Regions from separate parts of the Homo sapiens genome. Here all the other regions are linked to region 3. Evidence: chromatin contacts called from ENCODE Hi-C or POLR2A ChIA-PET data. All regions are on one chromosome and are shown on one strand. Each heading gives the region's core, a stretch centred on a gene start or an enhancer-like site at or near the end of the contact. The rest is flanking DNA. Distances are from core to core; before and after follow the strand shown. Region 1 holds the start of CCDC159 (coiled-coil domain containing 159). Region 2 holds the start of ELOF1 (elongation factor 1). Region 3 holds the start of MAN2B1 (mannosidase alpha class 2B member 1).

Evidence for each region. A loop is a pair of places that touch in the nucleus more often than their neighbours do. ChIA-PET counts read pairs that join two places held with the same protein, here RNA polymerase II (POLR2A). Pooled maps may share reads with other maps.
Region 1: a loop to region 3 is called in a pooled map, with 8 times the contacts of the local background. The contact joins the promoter of CCDC159 here to the promoter of MAN2B1 in region 3. A Hi-C loop is called at or near these places in 2 of 50 pooled maps. POLR2A ChIA-PET finds 5 or more read pairs at or near these places in 2 of 52 experiments (OCI-LY7 and activated CD4-positive, alpha-beta T cell).
Region 2: a loop to region 3 is called in a map with no recorded cell type, with 11 times the contacts of the local background. The contact joins the promoter of ELOF1 here to the promoter of MAN2B1 in region 3. A Hi-C loop is called at or near these places in 1 of 37 single-sample maps with no recorded cell type and 3 of 50 pooled maps. POLR2A ChIA-PET finds 5 or more read pairs at or near these places in 2 of 52 experiments (OCI-LY7 and RWPE1).

What each region holds. Positions count from the first base shown.
Region 1 is chr19:11,345,146-11,349,116 of GRCh38, forward strand. It overlaps CCDC159 (coiled-coil domain containing 159), which reads left to right and starts at 1,374. Exons shown (of 11, transcript NM_001080503.3): 1 at 1,374-1,482. The coding sequence starts at 1,462. It overlaps TMEM205 (transmembrane protein 205), which reads right to left and starts at 1,123. Exons shown (of 3, transcript NM_198536.3): 1 at 375-1,123; 2 at 107-270. The coding sequence starts at 474. RefSeq lists an enhancer at 644-1,474.
Region 2 is chr19:11,556,370-11,560,624 of GRCh38, forward strand. ELOF1 (elongation factor 1) reads right to left here and starts at 2,861. Exons shown (of 4, transcript NM_032377.4): 1 at 2,822-2,861. RefSeq lists an enhancer at 4,185-4,255.
Region 3 is chr19:12,663,917-12,668,089 of GRCh38, forward strand. It overlaps MAN2B1 (mannosidase alpha class 2B member 1), which reads right to left and starts at 2,826. Exons shown (of 24, transcript NM_000528.4): 1 at 2,627-2,826; 2 at 1,787-1,889; 3 at 1,436-1,609; 4 at 876-1,069. The coding sequence starts at 2,785. WDR83 (WD repeat domain 83) reads left to right here and starts at 2,891. Exons shown (of 11, transcript NM_001099737.3): 1 at 2,891-3,076. WDR83OS (WD repeat domain 83 opposite strand) reads right to left here. Exons shown (of 4, transcript NM_016145.4): 4 at 4,157-4,173. RefSeq lists enhancers at 496-1,444, 1,445-2,392, 2,049-2,098, 2,159-2,288, 2,309-2,438 and 2 more and a silencer at 2,689-2,968.

The DNA.
Region 1 (3,971 bases), core at 124-2,623, 1.3 Mb before region 3:
ATGCCTAGCCTTTTTTTTTCCCCCCCTGGAAAAGGTGTAGCCATAGGCGCTGACTGAGGTCCTGGGAACAAGTCTCCAGAGGGCAGTGGCACTCAAACCCACGTACCTGGCTGGCCTCCCAGAATGTGAGCTGAGCCCAAGCATGCTGTGAAGCCAAGATGCAGAGGTTGATGAAGGCACAGCCCATGGAGATGTGGAAGTAGAAGGGGAAGAGTTTGCTCTGCACTAGTCCGAAGGTATGTCGGGGAAGGCTTCGGAAAAGCAGGAAGCCTGCAGGGTATGGGGACCACAGGGGTGTTAGGGCACTTCCCGGTTCCCCTCTTATTTCCATCCCCACCCCAGGTACCCATGACATCCAAGCTGAGGGTCCCTACCTGAGACGAAGGTCACCCACATTTGCATGCCCCAGGCACCTGACAAGACCAGTAGATGGACCATCTTAATCAGGCCTCCTAGGTTCCCGCCTTCCTCCATCTTGCAGTCCTGGGAAGGAGGCACCGGGTGGCTCAGAACTTTACCTTTGCCTCATGCGTGGCCTTCAGACCCTGTGAGCCCGCTCGGGGACAGGGTTACGGCCAATCCAGCAGAGATTCTGGCAAAGCATCCCGGGAATGAGAGTGAGAAAGGCCCAAAGCAGTCAAGGCCCAAAGACAACCCTCGACCCCATCTCTCCAAATGTCAGCCCTCAAGATCTCAGGCTCTCTGGACCTCAATCTCCATGCCACTTCAGAGGCCCCAAATTTCAGCCACAGCAGCTCCAGATCATAGCCCTAGGTCTTCAGAGATCACTCCACTAATTCCCAAATATCACCCCAGGGATCCAGTTCTGACAGCCAAGACCACTCCTCTCATAAAATAATACCGGATATTAGGTGAAGATCCCGAAAGCCCCGAGGAAACCCTAAATCTCATCCTGAGGACACCGATCCCACCAAAGCCCCGAGGAAACGCCAAATCTCATCCCGAGGACACCGATCCCACCGTTAGGAACCGGGACCTCAATCCGCAGCACCCGGATTCCGAGAACAGAGGCGTCGGGGCCAAATGGGCTGAATCTGGTACCTCACTCCCACGCCCCCGGGTGGACAGCGACCCTCCTCGGCCGCGTCCCCTCGTGGGTTTCCCCCAACCAATAATTCGTCCCGCCTCCCAGCTGAGCCCGAAGCCAATCGGGTCGTAGATCTGCACCTTTCTATCCCGCCCTCCTGGGTATTGACTAATCGTAGAAACCCCCCTGGGATCCCGCCCCCTCCACGGGCTTTTATCCAATTACGCCGCGGCTACTAAGCGCAGCTGAAGCGTGAAGGCGCCAATGAGGCCTTCGGCTACTCCGGCAGGGGCGGAACTAAAATGCCGGCCACACCCCTCTCTGTGACTCAGTCTCTGAGCGTTTTAATACGATGGTGTCCCCGCGGGATCAAACTTCAGCGTCACAGCTGAGGACTGGCTTCGTGGTCCCTGATGGGAGAGCATGAACAGGTGGTATGTGGTAGGTGGGGTTCTGGAGCCTGGCGGGTGTAGATTTCACAACCCAGGGGGCGGAGCCAGGATGATGACCCCGCCCCCTCCCTAAATAATTCTCCCGGGAGGGACACGGAAGCAGCAACCGGGATGGGACGGGGAGAGAGGAGGCACTACTGGGGACCTAAGCTGGTTCTCAAATGCCTCTCCTTTTCCCCTCCAAGCCTCCCAGGCTTCCTATGGTCCCTAAGTCCCGGGTTCTCAGCGTGACATTCCAGAGCAAACACAGCTCCCCATTACTCTATACCAGGCACTGGCATGGATTAATTTATCTAATCACAACATCCCAGTAAGGTGACTATTATGACATCTCGTTTTTATAGTTGGGGACACTGAGGCATGGAGAGGTTCAGTAACGCGACCAGTATTACACAGCTGGAAGGGACAGAGCTAGGATTTGAACCCAGGCCATCTAGCTGGAGAGTTTCCCTGCTTAACCGTCATACTCTGCTGTCCCTGGAAGTGAGGACCTCCCTGAGGCAGTGACTCTCGGAGGGGCAGCTTAGGACATTTCAGGCAGAAGAAAAACGTGTACATCACAGGGTGGGTGTGAAGATCCAGTGAATGCTTAGGGGATGCCCGGCACTCAATTAGGTGCTCAGAAAATAGGAGCCTAAAAAAGGATTAAGGAAGATTTTACTGAAGATATGCTGAATAGTTTTTGTTTGTCTGTTTGTGTTTGAGACGGAGTTTCGCTCTCGTTGCCCGGGCTGGAGCACAGTGGCATGATATCGGCTCACTGCAACCTCCGCCTCTGAGGTTCAAGCGACTCTCCTGCCTCACCCTTCCAAGTAGCTGAGATTACAGGCATGCGCCACCACGCCTGGCTAATTTTGTATTTTTAGTAGAGATGGGGTTTCTCCATGTTGGCCAGGCTGGTCTCGAACTCCTGACCTCAGGTGATCCACCTGCCTTGGCCTCCCAAAGTGCTAGGATTACAGGTGTTAGCCACCGTGCCCAGCCTGAGTAGTTCTGAAGAGCGTGTAGGAGTCTTCCAGGTCGACTGAATCAGGCAGAGGGCCTGGCAAGGGTGACAGAGAGAAAGGTCTAGAGGATTTGGGGGAAGAGGCTGAGTGTGACTCAGGGCAAGGTGCCTTTCACCTAGAAGTTTCTCCAGGCAGACCTGCCCCAGATATCTCCATCTGTGCCATATGTGGCTATACTGGAGGGGGAGGGGAGTTGAATGTGAGACCCAGAGCTCAGCTGTTTCCTGTTTCCAGCCTCTTCTAGCACGGGTCTGGGCCCCAATTCAGCTAACATTTATTGAACAGATATGCCCTGCCTCTCCTGCTCACACTCTATGGCTGGCATTCACCTGTGGGGCCAGGTCGAAACTCCTGGCTTGGCCGTCAATGCCTTACTGGAGCTGCTCTGCTAACCTCCTGCTGCTTCCTCTCGGACCTCGATTCAGCCATCATGAATTTACCAGCATAGAGCATGTGATTCCACACCTCCAAGCTTTTGCACATGCTGCTCCCTGCCAGGAAAGGCCTTCCTTTAAGCCAATGTCAAGGTCCCTTTTTTCTTTGGACTCTTCTGAGGCCTGATTTTTTTTCTTTGGGGCCTTCTGGGTCCTTCTCACTGCCCAGCCCAAACCTTGGGGCTGGGATAATCTTTTTTGTTGTTGTTTTTTATTTTTGGAGACTGAGTCTCACTCTGTTGCTGAGGCTGGAGTGCAGTGGTGCAATCTCGGCTCACTGCCACCTCCGCCTCCCGGGTTCAAGTGATTCTCCTGCCTCAGCCTCCCGAGTAGCTGGGATTACAGGCGCCCACCACCATGCCCAGCTAGTTTTTGTATTTTTAGTAGAGACGGGGTTTCACCATATTGGCCACGCTGGTCTCGAACTCCTGACCTCAAGTGATCCTCCCGCCTTGGCCTCCCAAAGTGCTAGGATTACAGGCGTGAGCCACCATTGCTGGCCGCGTCTGGCCTTGGGATCATCTTTTATCCAGCTTTGGCTCCTACCATAACTGAGAAGCCTTGAGTTTAGGGCTGAGGCCTCTCTGGCATGTCAGGGAGGGTCTGGGGGCACTGGGGACATGGGGACTTATCTCAAAGCAGCCCCTGCTTCCCTACTCACAGCGACCCTCTTTTGGCCGGCCTACCCCGGGACCCTGACTACTCTGTGTCCTGCCTCTACTCACCTCCCTCACCCTCCAGCATGTGTTTGCCTGCTAACATGAAGTGTGACAAGTACTGGGGTTAGTTAGGGGGCTCCCATAGGGCTGGGGACACTGGGAGGGGCTGGGAATGTGAGGAGTGCCCTGCACTGTCCCTCAAGGAAGCCCTCACCCCTAGGCTCTTCCTCGGACAAGGCTCTGGAGCGTACAGCTCACTGGTCCAGGACTCCAGAGCCAGAGACCTTGGGATGCCCTGCTTCTGGGGACACAGTGAGGACTGCAGACTGCAGGCCAGGGTGGGGCTCAGGGCCTTCGCCACATGAGGCTGC
Region 2 (4,255 bases), core at 1,611-4,110, 1.1 Mb before region 3:
ACCCACTGCAACCTCCACCTCCCGGCTTCAAATGATTCTCCTGCCTCAGCCTCCCGAGTAGCTGGGAGTACAGGCATGCACTACCACGCGTGGCTAATTTTTTGTATTTTTAGTAGAGATGGGGTTTCACCGTGTTAGCCAGGATGGTCTCGATCTCCTGACCTCGTGATCCGCCTGTCTCGGCCTCCCAAAGTGCTGGGATTACAGGCGTGAGCCACCACGCCCAGCCAACACCCCCAACTCTTAACTGTGATGCTTCCAGTTCACTGAGTAAATAGAAGCAATCCAAAGACAGCTCCTAGGACCAACTCATTCAGCCATTCACCCACCCTCTTTATTTATCTAAGAGATGAGGTCTTGCTCTGTTGCCCAGGCTGGAGTGCAGTGGCATGATCACAGCTTGCTAAAGCCTCAATCCTCTGGCCTCAGCCTGCTCAGTAGCTGGGACAACAGGTGTGCACCACCATGCCCAGCTTCGGCATGCCTCCTTTACTATGGAAGTAAGTTCCTGCAAAAACAATTTGTTCATTCTGCCCTGGCTCCCATCCCCTTTTCTTTGAGCAACATCAAATTTTCCAGCTCCACTGGATCACTCTCACACACTTGTTATTACCTCTCTCCTCATTTAAAAAGGGGGAAAAAAAAACTCTTCATCCTCTTCCAGCTATGATCCTTTTCTCTGCAGGCTGTTTTAGTGTACAGCCATCTGCATTCCCACCCATCTCTCTGCACCCCTTGCCTCCAAACTTAGGTTACTGGTGGCTCCATACTGCAAATCCCAATGGCAGTCCTCCCATTCCAGAGGTCCTTCCTCCCCTGAGAGCACATGTGGCTCTCAGGATGCCATGTGCTCCCTGTCCTCTGCCTCACTGGTGGCTCCTGCTAGTCTCCTATGCTCCTGCCTCTCTGCCAACTTGCTCCAATGAAGAGAGCACGTGAGTTTGGGCCAGGCGCTGTGGCTCACGTTTATAATCCCAGCACTTTGGGAGGCCAAGGTGGGCAGATCACTTGAGGTTAGGAGTTGGAGACCAGCCTGGCCAACATGGTGAAACCCCATTTCTACTAAAAATACAAAAATTAGCTGGGCGTGGTGGCACATGCCTGTAATCCCAGCTAATAGAGAGGCTGAGGCAGGAGAATCGCTTGAACCTGGGAGTCGGAGGTTTCAGTGAGCTGAGATTGTGCCACCGCACTCCAGCCTGGGCAACAGAGCAAAACTTCATCTAAAAAAAAAAAAAAAAAAGGCTGAGTGCAGTGGTTCACGCCTGTAATCCCAGCACTTTGGGAGGCCGAGGTGGGCAGATCACGAGGTCAGGAGTTCGAGACCAGCCTGACCAACATGGTGAAACCCCATCTCTACTAAAAATACAAAAATTAGCCAGGCATGGTGGTGCACGCCTGTAATCCCAGCTACTCGGGAGGCTGAGGCAGGAGAATCACTTGAACCTGGGAGGCGGAGGTTGCAGTGAGCCGAGGCACTCCAGCCTGGGCAACAGAGCAAAAAGCCCATGAGTTTAATTGTTGGATCCTCTCCTTTCTGGCTATACTCACCACATGAAGATTTCACCCAGTCTTAGGGCTTCATGCCTACTCTACACTGAGGCCACCTGCTTCTCCAGCCTTGAGTCTGAACTGCAGACTCTGATCTATCTGCCTCAGCCACACCTCCACCTGATGTCTAACTTCCACCTAAGATTAAACATATCATGTCCAAAACCAAGCCCCTGACATTGCAACCTGCTCTTCCAGTCTTCCTCATCTCAGCTAACAGCAATTCCATCTTTCCGGATAATCAAATCAGAAACCTTGGATTCATCCTCAATGTCTTTTTCCCTCACACATTCCTTATGCGATCCTCCCCCTGCCCCTCTACCTCTGAAATATAAATTAGCCGCGGCACCACGCCCAGCTAATTTTTGTATTTTTTGTAGAGACAGGGACCCACCATGTTGCCCAGCCTGGTCTGGAACTCCTGGGCTCAAGAGATACTCCCGCCTCGGCCTCCCAAAGTGCTGGCGTTACAAGCATGAGCCACCGTGCCCAGCAATAACCATTACTGAATAAATCACTCAATCAGTTTGCTTGTAACTCTATCACTTTGGGACGTCACGCCCGTAATCTCATCACTTTGGGAGGCCCAGGTGGGAAGATCGCTTGAAGCCAGGAGTTCCAGACCAGCCTGGGAAACAGAGTGAGACCCTTCATCTCTACAAAATTACAAAAATTAGCCTTGAGTCTGTAGTCCCAGCTACTCGGCAAGCTGAAGTGGGAAGCTTGCGCCCAGGAGGTCGAGGCTGCAATGAGCTATGATCGCGCCACTGCACTCCAGCCTCGGCGACACAGCAAGACTCACTCTCAAAAAAAAAAAAAAAAGTCCAAACAAAATCTACGGATGAGCCCCAGAAGCTCATTTTGCCCAGGGACTACAGTCTCCCCATCCCATGAATGGGGTCTGGCTTGCACAAGGAATGCAGAGGCCTCAGCCTGTCCTGTGACAACGTTAAGTCCAAGAGCGCCAAAAGGGGATGGCAGAGGAGTCATCCCCCGAATCTGCTGGTACCCAAGAGGTGGGGGGTTGGCTGTTCCTCCAGACTCACTAAAGCTTCGGCATCGCCTCCCGACGGCCGCCGGGAGGAGCCAGGCGTCCCGGTAGTCGCGCTTGGAAGGATGGGGTCGGGGGGAGTCAGTCTCCCCGACCGGCTTTCCCCCAAGCTCGAGGTCCCAGGAGCCTCCTCCAGGACCCCGTAAACGCACGGAGTAGAGGAACTTCCAGTCCTGCCCACCCCCAACGCCCACTCGCACGAGCCGCACCAGCACTCACCTTCTCCAGCTGCGAAAGCTCCGTTCACCCGGGAGATAGTGACTTCCGACTCCTGCCGGAAGCGGAAACCCCTCTCCTACTTTCAGGTCCCGGCCACCCCCATCCCGGACAGCCCAGCAAATAGGCCCTGCCTCCTTCGCCGCTCCTCTGAGCGCACGCGTACTCAAATAGCAGCGCTCCGACGGAGACGCAGTGCGCCTGCGCAAGAGCCGGTGCGTATTTGCCTGTACCTACGCGCGATGCCAGTACTTCTGGTCAGTTTCCAGGAGCGGCAAGTGAGGAATATGAAATAACCTTATGGCTGAATCAGGGTGAAGGGGAAGCTTGTAAGCATGGAAGACGCTCTACTCAAACTAAAAAGTTCAAGTTCTGATCCAGCAGATGAAGAGGGAGGCCTGAGAGGCTGCTGTTCTAACTCGCTCCCAGGTGACTTCCATGCTGCTGATCCGCAGACCACATTTTGAGTGCCCAGATTGTAGTAGATGAGGTTGAGTGGACAGGCTGGGGCCAGATTCCATGGAGCCTCGTGGGCCGTGTTAAGGATTTTTATTTTTTATTTTTGTTTTATTTTATTTTATTTTTTTGAGACGGAGTCTCACTTTGTCGCCCAGGCTGGAGTGCAGTGGCTCGATTTCGGCCCACTGCAACCTCCGCCTCCCAGGTTCAAGTGATTCTCCTACCTCAGCCTCCCGAGTAGCTGGGATTACAGGCGCCGGTCACCGCGCCCGGCTAATTTTTGTAGTTTTTTTTTTTTTTTTTTTTTTGAGTAGGGATGGGGTCTCACCATCTTGGCCAGGCTGGTCTTGAACTCCTGACCTCGTGATCCACCCGCCTCGGCCTCCCAAAGTGCTGGGATTACAGGCGCGATCCACCCGCCTCGGTCTCCCAAAGTGCTGGGATTACAGGCGTGAGCCACCGCGCCCGGCCAAGGACTTTTATTGGTTTTTATTTTTGGTTTTGTTTTTTTCTGAGACAGGGTTTCGCTCCGTCGCCCAGGCTGGAGTGCAGTGACGCCATATGGGCTCACTGCAACCTTAGCCTCCCGGGTTCAAGCGATCCTCCTGCCTCAGCCTCTTAAGTAGCTGTGATTACAGGTGCGCACTACCATGCCTGGCTAATTTTTGTATTTTTAGTAGAGATGGGGTTTCACCATGTTGGTCAGGCTGGTCTCGAACTCCTGACCTCAAGTGATCCATCCACCTCGGCCTCTCAAATTGTTGGGATTACAGGCATGAGCCACCACACCTGGCCTGAAAAAGATATTTCAAGATGGAGAGAGAGAGGGGTTAGCTGTGTCACGTGTCCCTGAGTTGAAGAAGATGAGGAAAGAGAATTGACAGTTGAGTTTGGCAAGGGTCTGGTCCCTGCGGACCTTGATAAGAGCTGTTGCATTAGAGTGTTCAGGAAGATAATTTGTAATGAAATGTATTTCGA
Region 3 (4,173 bases), core at 1,576-4,075:
GGTCAGAGCACAGGTTAAAAAGCAGTGCTAGGTCGATGTGGTGGCTCTTGCCTATGATCCCAGCCTTCTGGGAGGCCAAAACAGGAGGATCACTTAAACCCAGGAGTTTTTGAGACCAGCCTGCACAACACGGGCAGACTGTCTACAAAAAATTTAAAAATTAGCCAGGCGTAGTGGTGCGCTCTTGTAGTCTCATCTACTAGGGGGGCTGAGACAGGAGAATCGCTTGAATCCGGGAGATTGAGGCTATAGTGAGTTAGGATTGCACCACTGCACTCCAGCCTGGATGACAGCAAGACCCTGTCTCAAAAAACAAAAACAAAAACACGTAGGGCTGAAACAGAGAGGCCTCCAGCTTATTTCCAAGCTTGGGGAAGTTTCAGAACTCACCACCTTGGGCTAGCAGGGAGAGGGCGGGTCCAACATCAGAACCCAGGTTCACCTCCCCAGCACTGTCAAAGCGCAGAGCAGGCCTGACTCCAGGAATGAGGTTCCCCCTTCCACAGCCTGAGGATGGATGGGGTCTGAGCACAGGTAATGAACCTGTTTTTAAGGCAGCCTAGGCATCCACTTGCCACCCGGTTTAGGGAGGAGCCAGGACCCGAGCTAGTGGGTGGGGCCAGAACACCAAGAGGGGCCTATTAGGGGAGAGGGCGGAGCCAGCCGGAGCTGGGTCAGCCTGGGCTGGGCATAGCCGGCTGAGGCCAGAGCTCAAAAGCCACTGGCTTTACGGCTCACTCAAGGGGCAGGGCTTCAACAGGCCTAGGCCTGGGCCTGGTCCTTGTGAGATTGCAGGGAGAGGGCGGGGTTTGACTGGGCGAGGGAGGAGCCAGAGTGAGTGAAGAAGTGGGCCCAAGAGAGGTCCCGGGTCGCACCTGCGCAAACAGCGAGGCCTGCTCCCGAGAGTGGCCGAAGGGGTCAATGTGCCAGGCCACACGGGGTCGCCCATCATTGCCAAATGTGTCCTCCAGAAAGCGCAGCCCAAGTGTCATCTGGTCCACGATGGCACCGTAGTGGGTGGCTGCCTCATCGTTCATCACCCAGCCACCATTGGCGAACTCCAGGCGCCCTGTGCCAGGACAGGCAAGGTCAGGGTCAGCGGTCAGAGCCAGGAGTGGGAGTAGGGTGGGTGATACTGGGAATGTGAAAGCCTGCCTGTGTACACATTTCTGGCGGAAGGACAAGAGGGGTCGCTCCCAGGCCATAGTTCCCAGATATGGGAAAGAGGCCCCCTGCATGGCAGGCTTCCCAGAGGATGCACAGCAGGTGGGGCTTTGTGGGATGTATAGGAGGTCTCCAAATGGAGAGTCCAGGCAGGCGGAGCGACACGCATGTTATACAGCTTGCACGTGGCATGACAAATCTCAGAAACCAGAGATGCAGAAGCAGAAGCTGGGCTGGGCTTCCTCTTTTCACTTCCTTGGGGTAGGCTCACCCTGGCGCACAAGGTCTCGCACGACTTCCTGTGTGGCATTTGTCTGCTGGTGCCACCAACGGGAGAAGAAGGCAATCTCCACGTAAATGAAGCGACGGGTGGGATCTGCCAGCAAGGCAGAGATGACCGAGTCCAGGATGTACTGCACACCGGCGTGCTGGATGTCATTCTTGACTGTGGATAACAGGGATAAGGCTCTCAGGGAACAGCAGAGCCAAGGGGGTTATTCCTAGACAGAGGAGCCCAAACCCTGGATATTAGGGTAGCACTGGCCCCACCCTAATGTCCAGGACCCAGAGGGATTACAGGGACCATGGGGATCCCAGGGACCAGTCCCCATCCTCTACTCACTTCCATAAAAGTACTGGTCCACGGTTTTGAGCCAGCCCACGTCATCATGTGTGTGAGGCAGCAGGTGCACGTTCAGCATGTTCGGCTGCACTGTGGGGCATGTCTGCACAGGGACCCCAAACACACATACCTTGTCAATAACCCCCGAGGTCGGGGGCTGCAGAGTAAGTCTTGATCTAGAGGTGAGTGACTCAGAGAGGCCTGATCTCGCCTATGTGCAGAGGAGGCCAGGCCCTCCCAGGCAGGACACACACATACATAGTTGTGCTCATAGATACAACTCCACTTTGCACAACCCCACAGGGCAGCTCTCATTCACACTCCGGGAAAATAATAATAGAAGTAGCTGATGTTTGTTCAGCATTTGCCGACAGCAGACGGCCACCGTGGGAGGTGGGGTGATGTTATCCCCAGTTTCCAGATGAAGGCACTGAGGCTTAGAGAGGATAGGTGACTTGCCCAACGTCACACACTCAGGAAGTGTAAGAGCTAGGCTGGAATTTCAGGCAGACTCCAGAGTCCCAGCTCTCAGCCAGCACCTCCCCCCACACATACACTGCTCACCCCCTGCCACCTCCTGCCCCTCCAATCCCACAGTTAAGTGCAGACAAAGTCTAGGCAAGCATCCCGGAGACACGGAGGCAGGTACAATCAGACACAGTCCTATACTCAGATGCGCACAGCCAGACCTCGCAATGACACAAAGCACGCACTCAGACCACACTGTCATATCATCAGCCATTCACTAGACACCCACAGGACAGACCCACCCACACCTCTAGACTGTATTCTGGGTTTCACTCTGCCTCCTGTACGTTTCAGCTCGGAGGCCCCACTCACCTCGTATCCCCCGGCCCGAGCACCGGCAGCCGCCAGCAACAAAAGGAAAAAGCAGAGAGGCGGGAGCGGTGGCCGCAGGGCGCGGGACATGGTCCAGGGGCCTGCTGAGTCCAGGCAGCCGCGAGCGCAGACCCCCGAAGCCCGCGCGTAGGCGCCCATGGCTCAGCAGCTTCCTCCTGGGGTTCCCCGGCCCTGGAAAGGCCGGGCAAACGCCCCGCCCCCAGACCCGGCCGGGCCAATCGGGGTGGGGGGCGGGGCCAGGGCGCGGTCTGGAGGCTCACGGGAGAGAGGCTGTAGCCCTGGGCAATCCCGGGGGTCGTTACAGGAAGGTAGGAAAATGCCACCCTCAGGGCACTGGTTGGGCTAAAGGTGACACTGGCGTCTCACGGGCTATGAAGACGGAATGCCTCTTAATGCCGGAATTCCAAGACGGAATGCCTCTTAATGCCGGTAGGAGCAGAAGTGCTTTTCCTAAGGGGGCCGGGTTTTCCTAGCCGGTGTAGTGTGTCCATGGGAATCCAGGGTGTCCGTCCCATGGACCTTCAGCGCTAGGGTCCTGGAAGGACCTAGCTTGCCTAAGAGGAGGATCTGATGAAGAGTCCTATACTGTGGGGATTGGGACGTTGGGTAAATACCCCTGGAGTACCAGGGATGGGATCCAGCCTGGTTGAGAAGGATCCCTGGGTGTTCCGGAGAGAAAAGAGGGTCTGACAAGTGGGGAAGGACCCCGAGTCTTTCATGCCTTTCCCAATTCCTACCAGTTCATTCTCTGATAAGAAAACAAAGCCCAGGGCAGGCGCAGTGGCTCAAGCCTGCAATCCCAGCACTTTGGGAGGGCCAGGCTGGTGAATCACTTGGGCCTGGGAGTTTGAGACCAGCCTGGGCAACATGGGTTGTTTTGTAGAGACGGGTTTGAAAACACAAAATTTGTAATTTTACACAAAATGTAAAAATACAAAAATTAGCTGGGCATGGTGGCACATGCCTGTAATCCCAGCTACTTGGGAGACTGAGGCAGGAGAATCACTTGAACCTGGGAGGCGGAGGTTGCAGTGAGCCGAGATCAAGATCATGCCATTGCCCTCCAGCCTGGGCAACAAGAGCAAAACTCTGTCTCAAAAAAAACAAGAATTAACTGGGCATGGTAGCACGCATTTGTGGTCCCAGTTACGTGGCAGGCTGAGGTGGGAGGATTGCTTGAGCCCAGGAGTTTGAGGCTGCAGTGAACATAGATTGTGCCACTGCACTCAGCCTGCATGACAGATCAAGACCATTTTCTTTCTTAAAAAGGAAAAAAAAAAAAGGAAACCAAAGCCTAGATTATCTAGGTCAGCAGGGCCATCTGGTGAGTTGCCAGAGGGCAGAAGTCACTGTCTTGTCCCTAGCACCTGACTTAAGACACAAGGTTTATGAAGTAAGCAAATGAACAGCCAGAAGCCTCCAGACTGGGGCCCCACACCAGGCCTATGGGGCTAGAGCCCTTCCCGCCAGGTAGGAGGAACACCCCACTGAACAGAAGAGGCTGACAGCCAGAGTGAAAAACTTTA